Linked DNA regions of Homo sapiens: region 1 is linked to region 2. Evidence: read pairs that join two places in POLR2A ChIA-PET (ENCODE). Cell type or tissue: PC-9. All regions are shown on one strand. Links, peaks and the distances in the headings refer to the core of each region. The heading gives the core; the rest is flanking DNA. Region 1 has its middle 140 kb from the start of LINC01508. Region 2 holds the start of LINC01508 (long intergenic non-protein coding RNA 1508).

What was found. Peaks named below come from ENCODE experiments on the same cell type or tissue, not always from the same donor. Only the 100,000 strongest peaks of a DNase experiment are listed, where the experiment ranks them.
Region 1: POLR2A ChIA-PET joins it to region 2 with 9 read pairs; 2 of 35 experiments call an interaction of 5 or more read pairs at or near these places.

What each region holds. Positions count from the first base shown.
Region 1 is chr9:90,292,694-90,298,086 of GRCh38, reverse strand. No RefSeq gene overlaps it. Among named protein-coding and RNA genes, the nearest start is that of LINC01508, 140 kb to the left of the region's middle. In PC-9, for the core only: no CTCF peak of the experiment used is centred there; no DNase peak of the experiment used is centred there.
Region 2 is chr9:90,430,958-90,436,350 of GRCh38, reverse strand. LINC01508 (long intergenic non-protein coding RNA 1508) reads left to right here and starts at 2,862. Exons shown (of 3, transcript NR_109795.1): 1 at 2,862-2,920. In PC-9, for the core only: no CTCF peak of the experiment used is centred there; a DNase peak (open chromatin) is centred at 2,710; H3K4me3 peaks cover 2,051 bases; H3K27ac peaks cover 2,187 bases.

The sequences.
Region 1 (5,393 bases), core at 175-5,174, 140 kb after region 2:
GAAACTCAGATGAGACATTTATGATGTTCTAAGCTGCTGAGTTTGTAGTAATTTGTCATGCAGCAAATTAAACAATAAAATAACACGATAAAAAAAACCCTAGAAATAAATACTTAACAAAATACTCCGAAAGACAAAAATGGCATTTCATAAGGAAAAAGACATACATGGCCAATAAATATATGAAAGATATATTTAAATTTAACCTCTAACAAGCAGTGCAAGTGAAGCTATGATGAAATAATATTTTATATCTATTAAATTGCCATTACTTGAGAAAACCATCAATACCAAGATTTGCAGATGATATAAATCAAGAATCTTGTATATATTGTTCATAGAAATGTAAATTAATATAACTACTTGGGTAAATTATGTAGCATTATGTAGTAAAGTGGAATATTTGCGTATCTTATTATGACTAGGAAATTCTCTTCCTGGGAACATTCCCAAGAACTTTGCAAGTGTGCATTAGGAATGACGTATAAGTTCAAAACAGCACGGTTTTTGTTAGACATACCTTGGAAATAACCAAAACCCCTGTTAGTGGAAGAATGTATAAATTAACTGTGGCACAGTCACACATGAAATATTATGTAGTAGTCAACATGGCAGCCACACAGAGCCATAGAGTTCAATCTTAGCAATATACAGTAATAAAATGTAGCACATTTCTGAAGGTTAAATATAGCAGGATGTCATTTTGATAAAGTTAAGAAATTAATTATCATAAGAACTTTTAAAAAGGTTTCTAGAAACTTTCATGCTAAAATAGTATTTTGCAAAAGCATCAGAATGATAAACACAAATTTCAGGAGAGTCATTACCTCAGATGGCAAACAGCAGGAGTTTGGGTAGGGAAGGAACACAGGGGAAGACGTTAAAGTGGCAATTGGATGTAAAATTAATGTGGCCTCTGGGAAATTTCTAGTAAATAGAATATTCAATTTAGCTTTCTTTTTTTCTATCTAATTTGCTTATAGTTCATAATAGCAATATAAAAACTTTCAAGGAAATAAAAAACCAGTTATCCCACTATGAAACAAAATACTTAATTTTCTTAATTTTTCCATGTTTTTTTCATTATGTCCGTCATATGTCAATAGATATTTTTTAACAGTTTAATTATGTCAGTAATTTATTGCACATTTTCTCTCTCTTTATAATTGGCTTTTGGATATAAACTGAGCGCCACAACCTCTGATGATTTATAGTCACAGATGCTCTAGAGGATTAATGCAGTATATCATGCTGTGCGTCAAATTTCTTGGAAGAAATCTACGAGGAAATCACTGAGTATTATTAGGGGATCAATCATGTGACTGAGTCTAGCTTTTAGCACACTGTTACTGCATCAGTCAATTGAAGAAATAAAACTAGTACCTCACATCTGTGTTTGCAAAGATGTTGGATTTGTCTGTACTGTGCGTAGCTCAAAATACTGGGGAAAACCTGCCTTCAGTCGTCTGCAGCGACCCAGCTGTGTGCACTGAGACTGACCACATGTCTTCCAGGGCAAGGGCTTCCTTATGGATGAAATGAGAAACTGGATTTGATGAGCTCTAATCTTCTTCTAACATCTCAGGTTTTGTAAACCTCAGAATGAAAAAGAACACTTCCAAGCAAGTTAATGCAAATACTGTCACTTGGAGACGTTTTTACTTTTGTGGTTAAATTTTTGTTGCTAGAAAAACAACACACAATTCTAACTCACTGCATTTTGGAGGCACAGAATATTAAACATTGATAGTAAATGGAAGCCTCTGTTACTCGCTCTTAAAAATGAAAGAAGGAAAGGCTAAGACAACATTGGCAAACTGGACAGTTACAGAAGGAGTGTTTAGCCACTAAGACAAAAATATGAGGACATTATGTGAATAAGGGAACTGGGTGTGCTCCTCAAAAAGAACTGGTGGTTGGGGCAGAGACATACAGAGTCTGCCTTCAAACATTTGAAATATTGTCCATAACTAAACAGGATTAAACCTTCCCTATGCAATTACAGAGACAGAATTAACACAAATAAATAGAATCAGACAGGCTAATAATAAATATCCAAATAAAAAAATAATCTTTTAAATATTAAACTTATTCAAAAACGAATTAGTTTCTCATGAAGCAATGTAATTAGTTGCATAATTATCAGAATTTATGGAGAAATATTCCAAAATTGGCTTAGAAGTTTAATAAAATGACCCTGAATTCCTTCCAATGTTAAGATTCTTTATATTATTTTGACATTAGAACATTATAAAACAGTACATAATCTTTTAACCCTCTTTATTTTTGCATATGAAACTTAAACACATCTTTTATGTAATCTCACAGACAACATGTATGTCTTTTTCCTTATGAAATGCCATTTTTGTCTTTGGGAGTATTTTGTTAAGTATTTATTTCTAGGGTTTTTTTTTATCGTGTTATTTTATTGCTTAATTTGCTGCATGACAAATTACTACAAACTCAGCAGCTTAGAACATCACAAATGTCCATCTGAGTTTCTGTGGGTCAGAATCCGGCAGAGCATGACTGGGTTCCCTGTTCAGTGTCTCACAGGCTGAAATTAAAGTGTCAGCAGAGTTTGGCAGCAGTTATTCGCAGTTCCAATTTTTAAATTAAAATGTAAATATTTTAGTTCAAGTATTTTTCTATTTAGTTCAAGTATTTTATATTTTGTGTTTGAATTTTGAATGCCCACCTATTTTCTGGAAAAAAAAATCTGAAAGGGTAAACATTTCCCTTCAATGTGACACTGAAGCAGAATTAGTATGTTAAACAAACGTGTGTTCCTTTGGTTCGAGATATTTTCTAATTTTCCTTGTGACCTCTTCCTTAACCCATTATTTAACAGTGTGTTACTTTCCACATATTAGTGTTTTTTTCAGCTCTCCTTTTGCTATTGATTTCTAGTTTTATTCCCTTATGGTCAGAAAAGATACTTAGTATGATTTTAATCTTTGTAAATTTTTCAAGACTTGTTTTATGAACTAAGACGTGGATAATCTTGTAGACTTATTTGGAAACTATAAAAAACTCTTACAACTTAATAATATGAGGACATATAACCCAATTAAAATGGGGCAAATAATAGATATTTCTTTAAAGAAAATATACAATGGGCCAATAAACCCATGAAAGATGCTCAACATCATTAGTCGTCAGACAAAAGCAAATCAGAAACACAGTTCTATACCACCTCACTCCTACTAGGCTATTAAAAAACAAAACAAAACAAACAAAAAACAAAAAAAAAAAAACCAGAAAATTAAAAGTGTTGAGAGGAAGTGAAGAAATTGGAATCCTCATACATTGGTGGTGGGAATATAAAACCGTGCAGCCACTTTGGAACACAGTTTGGCATTTCCTCAAAAAGTTAAATGACCTAGAAATTCTACTTTTAGGTTTACACCCAAATACAAAAAAATGTGAAGATATATGCCCCCACAAACACTTTTGCATGAATGTTCCTAGCAACATTACTCTTATTATTCAAAAATTAGAAGAAACCCAAATTTCCATCAATGAATGAATTGGTAAAAGGTGACATATTTATATAATTAAATATTATTCAATAATAAAAAGGAATGACATGCTGATACATGCTACAATATGGATGAACCTTGAAAACATAATGCTAAGTAAAAGGATGCAAGCCAAAAAAAAAAAAAAAAAAAAAAAACAAGCTACATATGGTATGATTCAATATATAAAAAATATCCAGAATAGACAAATCTATTAATGGCCGCTTAGCACCAAGGAGAGGGGTTGAGGAAAATGAGGAGTAACTGCTAAATGGCCAAGTTTCTCTTCGGAATGATGAAAACGTTTGAAAATTGATCATGGTAATGGTTGCAAAACTGTGGATATCCTAAAAACCATTGAATTAACCATTTAAATGGGCAATTTATATATGAATTATATATCAATAAAACTGTTACATAAATATTATGTACAAAAATATTCATGGGGCATTGAGAAAAAAATGAAAAATCAATAAAAATGTCCATTAGTGACAACTACATTGAAGAGCATCTTTTTAATGGAATATTATGTAGTCTCCCAAAAGAATATGGCAGAGAATACACCCACTGATGTATTCTGAATACACTCACTGATGAGAAGCAAGCTCTGTGCAACGAAAAGCCGGTTTTCTAAAAATGTATGCATACCATATTCCAATTTTTAATTTAAAGTGTATATATTTAGGCCAGGCGCGGTGGCGCATGCTTGTAATCCCAGCAGTTTGGGAGGTCAAGACGGGCAGATCACCTGAGCTCAGGAGTTCGAGACCAAGCTGGCCAGCATGGTGAAACCCCATCTCTACTAAAAATACAAAAATTACTTGGGCGTGGTGACACGTGCCTGTAATCCCAGCTACTTGAGAGGCTGAGGCAGGAGAATTGCTTGAACCCGGGAGGCAGTTTGTGGTGAGCCCAGATCACACCATGGCACTCCAGCCTGGGCAACAGAGGGAGGCTCCATCTCAAAAATAAAAATAAAAATAAATAAAGTGTTTACATTTATTAACTATTTGTGTAAGAGCACTACAAAATAAACAAAAGACAGAGCTATTTGCCAAAATCATCATTGGAAAGTATGGTGAAGAAGAAGAAAAGAAGAAAATATGAGAATGGGAGGCCATCTGAACCTTTTAATGTTTATTTTACATACTCTGAAATTGCTGGAATGTTTGAGGATGAGAATGTATTTTTGTATGATGTGGATAATGAGTTATAAACAGATAAACAAATAGTTAAATAGGAACACCGAGTGTGTGGAAATTAAGAGTTTGACAAAGGCTTACCATTCATTCAGTGTCCTCTGACCCAGCCAAGCAGGGCCACTGCTGCCGGTACAAATGGCTTCTGCCAGGGACTGTACCTGCAGGCTAGTCAGAATCATGGTTTTGAGGAGGACAGAGATTTTTATTCTGAGAAAAGAAAAGAGGGGCTATCCCAAGGTTTTGTGTTTTTTTGTTGTCTTTACATTTTATTGAATTATTTTCTTCTTCCTTTCCATTTTTTTATTTCTTGTAATTCATTTCTAATTTCTATTTTCATAATTCATTTCTATTTCTTGTGATTTATTTCTGTTTTTTTTTAATTTAATTTTATTTTAAGACAGAGTCTCACTCTGTTGCCCAGGCTGGAGTGCAGTGGAGCAATCTCGGCTCACTGCAACCTCCGCCTCCTGGGTTCAAGTGTTTCTCCTCCCTCAGCCTCCCAAGTAGCTGGGATTACAGGCATACGCCACTACGCCTGGCTAATTTTTATATTTTTAGTAGGGTTGGGGTTTCACCATGTTGGTCAGGCTGATCTCAAACCCCTGACCTCATGATCCATCCGCCTCAGCCTCCCAAGGTGCTGGGATTACAGGCATGAGCCACCATGCCC
Region 2 (5,393 bases), core at 275-5,274:
TAATACTTCTATCATAGTGTTGTTATGAAAATTACAATTAACCTAGAAGATAAATACTTCCTTTAAGGGCGTCTTGAAGGATCATGCAGCTGGATCTAATGATTGCATTCAAATTATTGCTTGGACTGTATGGCTCTTCCCATTTTAAAATGTCCGTAGGAGGTTACCAATGATTTCCTAGCAAGCAGACAATCTTGGGTTAAGTTTGAACTTCTGATGTGAGAGAACATAATTTCAATTAGCTAACTCCTAATTTTTCTATTCTACTAACTTCAAAATTCCAGCTAAATTGTAACAAAATAAAATTGCGCACTTAAAATTTGTTAAAATGTTACATTTTATATTATGTATATTTATCACAATAAAAATATGTATGATAAATATTTAAGTGATTGGAAAGTAAATATCTTTAAAAAATGAAATAAATGATAAAATTTTCTTTTTAAAAAATTTAACTATTGGATGCAAAAGTTAGGGATCAGATCTGCATTAAATATTATAAATATAGCTATTGTTAAAACAAGATAAATAATCAGATTTAGGATAGTAATGTTTGGGTTATACATTAGAATTGCAATTATTCATCCTATAAGAAAGAAAATAGTGCAAATAAATTAAATTTTTAACATGCAAAGTATTGCCATTGGACCTCAGTCAACTTCTGTCTCCATCTTTTCCTTGCATGAAACATAGCTGATAGTATTTTCTGTTTTTTTGTTTTTCTGGTGGCCCTTCTCTAGATGGGGGATGTTAATGGGAAAGCCTGTTGAGGAAAAGCCAAAAGGTAGTTTATGTGCCTGCAGATAGGAAGAGTAACTGCTGCCCTATGTGCTCCCATTCCCAGGAGAGCAGTTGAGTATTTGGAGACACTCAGGACCATTCTCCTCTGCCCCACTGTCTCTGCGGGAACTCATACATTCCAGGGAGGAGAATAGTGGACTCACATTAACCCCAAGAAACTCTTCTGTGAAAGCGAAGCATATCTTCTTGATTTCCAGAAGGCAAGCACAAGCTTAGCCTTGGGAAAGAGTTCTGCAAGATGCTCCCTTTTTGAGGACTGGGAAATTCATGTGTGGGAGTAGCGGAGAGCAGGACACCAGGTGCTGCTTGATCAAGATGGCAGTAAACAGATCATCAGAAGTGAGATTTTATTTTTCCATTTTAAGGAGTTTCATGTATGTTATCTTTCAATAGCTCTCAATTCCGGGATGCTCTGCTGCTCAGGGAGCACATCAGATTTTTGGTTATTTCAGTGACTGGAGAGAAATTCCTGGCATATACTGAGCAAGATGCTTGCTAATAAGGCTTCAGCATAGAAAAATAGTCCTGCCATAGAAAGACTACTGCTGCCCGAAATGTTTCCCTCGACAAACTCTGATAGATGAACAAAATTTAATTTCTTTTAGTTGCTTGACATAAACCTTGATCTTTTAATGGTCTTTCCTGCTGTCAATTTTTTTGAAATAACAGAAGACTGAGAGCATTTATAGAAATATTTAGTTTTATGCAGGTCAGAAGCACTGTGCTATGCCAGGAATCAGTGAAAAAAGAGAGAAGTACAAAGCCTGGTGCTTTTGCTGTCAAACACAGGTCCTCAGCTGAAGCATGAAATTATCAAAATTGTTTTTTTCCTCTTTCATCTTCATTTATTTACATCTTCAGAGAATAGAGACAGTTTCTGAAATTTTCTTGTGAATACCAAAATTTTATGTTAATAAATAAATAATACGCAAATAAATAATATCCACAGTAACCATGCATACGGCAAATTGATTAGTAACTGTTTTCACATTGAAACCAGCTATAATGAAAGAACTGATTATCATTAAGTATTCAATTGCTTTTAGTATTTGAGATATCGGATGTTAGAACTAAGCTTAGAAGTCTAGTTTGGTAAAGATGAATCATTTTTTATTTATTCTTTCACTTGCTGTTTTCCCTGTTTATAACAATTTATTTTCCTATTCTTCTTAATGTTCTTGTATGTCTATGATCGCTTGTTAGTGTGCTGTAAATTTTTAAGAGTGTAAAGAATATAATCTCATATTCTAAGGAAATGAGGAATTGTGTAAAATTGGTTTTAAAAACTCATTGACCTTTCAAATTACTTTTGAGCTCAGAAGTAGAATTGGCTATAAGCGTACACTCCTTTTGGTCCATTACTGAACCACAGTGATGACTTGTGCAATAGAATTTTAGTTCCGGGATGACCGTTTGAAATGATTTTACCCATCTCCCTCATCGCATGTGTGATATCATTCGTTCTGCATGGAAAGTTGTGTCTAATCAAACTATTGGATTTCTACTTTCCTGATTGGTAACTCCAGGGAAGAGATTTCCCATGGAGCTGGGTGGAGGTGAGGATGGGGGGATGTTTTCAGGATGAAACTGTTCCACAGATCATCAAGCATTAGATGATTCTTAAAAGGAGCACGCAACCTAGATCCCCCGCGTGTGCAGTTCACAGTAGGGCTCCGCTGCCATGAGAATGGAATGCCTCTGCTGTTCTGACAGGAGGCGGAGCTGGGCGGTAATGCTGGCTAGGCTGGGCTGCTCACCTCCTGCTGTGCGGCCCGGTTCCTAACAGGCCACAGACAGGCCCGGGGTGGGGGAGGGGGATCCCTGCTTTAGTTGAAAGGAGGTGAGTCCTTATATAAATAGAAACTAACAAGAGGAATCTTCAGAAAGTGGGAAAGCCAGTGAAGCTCGACAAATGACCTCGGGGAAAACGTCAGCATTCCTCAAAACCCCTCCCAGCACAGTAGTGCACTCCCAGCTCCCTGAGGGCCTGGCTCTAAGTCTGAGGAAACACACTCTCTCTCGAACTTGAACTTGCCAGAGAGAACTCAGGCACTGACTGTGACGACGCGGGTGGGGAGAGACTGTGCACCTACACGTGTCACTTCACAAAGGCCTCCAGGTAACAAGCACAAACCTGAGTCCCAGGAGGAAGAAGAACGGCCCCTGGGTTTTTTCGTTTGTATATTTGTTGTTGTTGTTTGCTAAAGAGCATATGATTTGTGAATTGGCAGTAAGAGAGACGGAGGATTTCTTTTCGGAGTTCCACCCTGAATACAGTCCTCTCAAAGGATGACTTAGACTGCTGCTGTGAGAGCTTGAATTTAATCACAGCCTCTGTCATCCTACTCCACCTTCAGGATGAGACCAGGTCCTTCTGAGCACATGCAGTGCCGTGCATGTGTGTGCGTATGTGTGTCTCAGTCATACAGGCCTAAGTCAAGGGATAACGTTACTCCTAATCTGCTTGTACACCTCCGCCCGCCTCCTGACCAGCGTGGTCTGTTTTGCTAGTCTAAATATCCACAGAGAAAACTGGTTCATGAGGAAGAATATCTGTTTAAGGCAAACCCCTCTCCACCCCCATATCAACCCACTCAGCTTCTCCGCTTTATGGATAAAAACTTAAAATGGAGGCTTTCTGTTAACTGCTTTCAGTCTTAAGGCAGAAACAACTCCATTTCATACATTTGGAACTTGGCACTAGCATCAAAACTGGGTCAGGGAATTTAAGCCTAAATCAAGGACCCAGCTCGGAAGCTTAATTTTAATAAATCCAGATTATGGGAATAAATATCAATGTGTATTCACTCAAAGATGAGTGTCTCTTTATAATTAAAAAATATCAGATTGTCACAATACATAGTGTTGTTTGATTTGCTATAGGTATGTTTGTATTTAGGAAAATTATAAAGTCATGGACAAAAAGAATCCCAGCCAATCTGCGATATTTATTACATCTCAGGGGAATGGGGAGTGTTCACCTAGTTTTTAATTTTGAGAAGATTTCTCAAATGCTGTTATTGATGCATCAGATCTTTGCCTAATGCAGGTATTACGTGACCTGATTGCATTACTACTAGTATTATATTAATTTGGGGAAGAGAAAATAGACATCAGATTTTTGTCTAATCATCACCTATGAGAAACTTTAATACCATGAGTACACTGTATATCTGCTTATGTAGTGTACATGTCTGTGCTTCATACGAAAAGAAAAAGACTAAGTACAAACCTTACTAATTTTATTCATTGCCAGGTTAAGAATGACTAAATAAAATGCTTAAGTTAAAACTTAAAATTAAAAGCTATAACATTTAACTTTCTCTTTTTAGCCTAATAACTATTAATGTAATTTATTGCTTTATACAAACTGCAATGGATCACATTGTTTATAAATATATAATAATAGCAATGTAATATACATTTTAAACATCATTCATAACTGCTTTTTCCCATCAAAGGTGAATAATTGAAAAATTAATTTCTTCAAAAATTTAGTGAAGTTAACTTTTGCTTGATAAGAAAAGATACTTTTTAACTATAATTCATCACTGCTTTTTTTTTAGCACTTGACATAGTCAACAATGAGTTGAATAACATTTTTATAATTAAATGATAAAATACAAACAATTACATTTAATTCCCAAAGCCTAAGTCACACATAAAATCACTGAGATCATGTGAGAAGCAATGCTTACAAGGTGACCAGGGCAGCCAACAGCACAGGCCAGCTCTCCCCATGTGACTTTGAAATGGAGCAAGGGATGGAGAAGAAGCCCCCTACTCATGGCCATTTGCCACATTTTTGTAACATGACCTTGGATACGTTTTGGGTCTCTGCCAGGAACTCAGTGTCCATGCTGCTTTTGTGATATCTAAGAAAACTCAATAGGAGAAATTAAATACTAGAGAATAAGGTTGGTTCTCCTGCCTTAGTCTCCTGAGTAGCTGGGATTACAGGTGCCCACAACCACGCCCAGCTAATTTTTGTATTTTTAGTAGAGACGGGGTTTCACTAAGTTGGTCAGGCTGGTCTCCAACTCCTGATCTCAAGTGATCCACCTGCCTCGGCCTCCCAAAGTGCTGGGATTACAGGTGTGAGCCACCACACCCTGCCAGAGAAAATAAGGTTTTGTTGGGTAAGGTTGAGCTTTGGAGAGCCACAAATAAATATCATATCTAATAATTTTTTTGCTTCCGGAATTTTTACCTCCTAAGGAGTGATATTGCCTCTATTGAAAATGCATGCTGTAGTTATATTTATGTTATAAAACTGGAGTATTTTGATTTCCTTCTTTTATTTATCACATAATTATATTACCACTATTCTTAGATCAAAAGGAAGATTACTTGAATCTTCTATACTTTTCTACCTCAAAAAATGAAGCAAACAAACAAATTAGATCTGTTTACTTAAAAAATACTGTTTGGGACCTTGAATTCTGTCTTTTTCTGAATTACAGTCTATTGATTTAAAGCACAAATCTTCACCTTTACTTTGGAGTTGCCAACTACTCCCTAAGAATTCTGGAGCATCTCATCAAACCATTCCATTTCCTGAACTATTAAACTCCAGTGCCTCTCCTAGAATA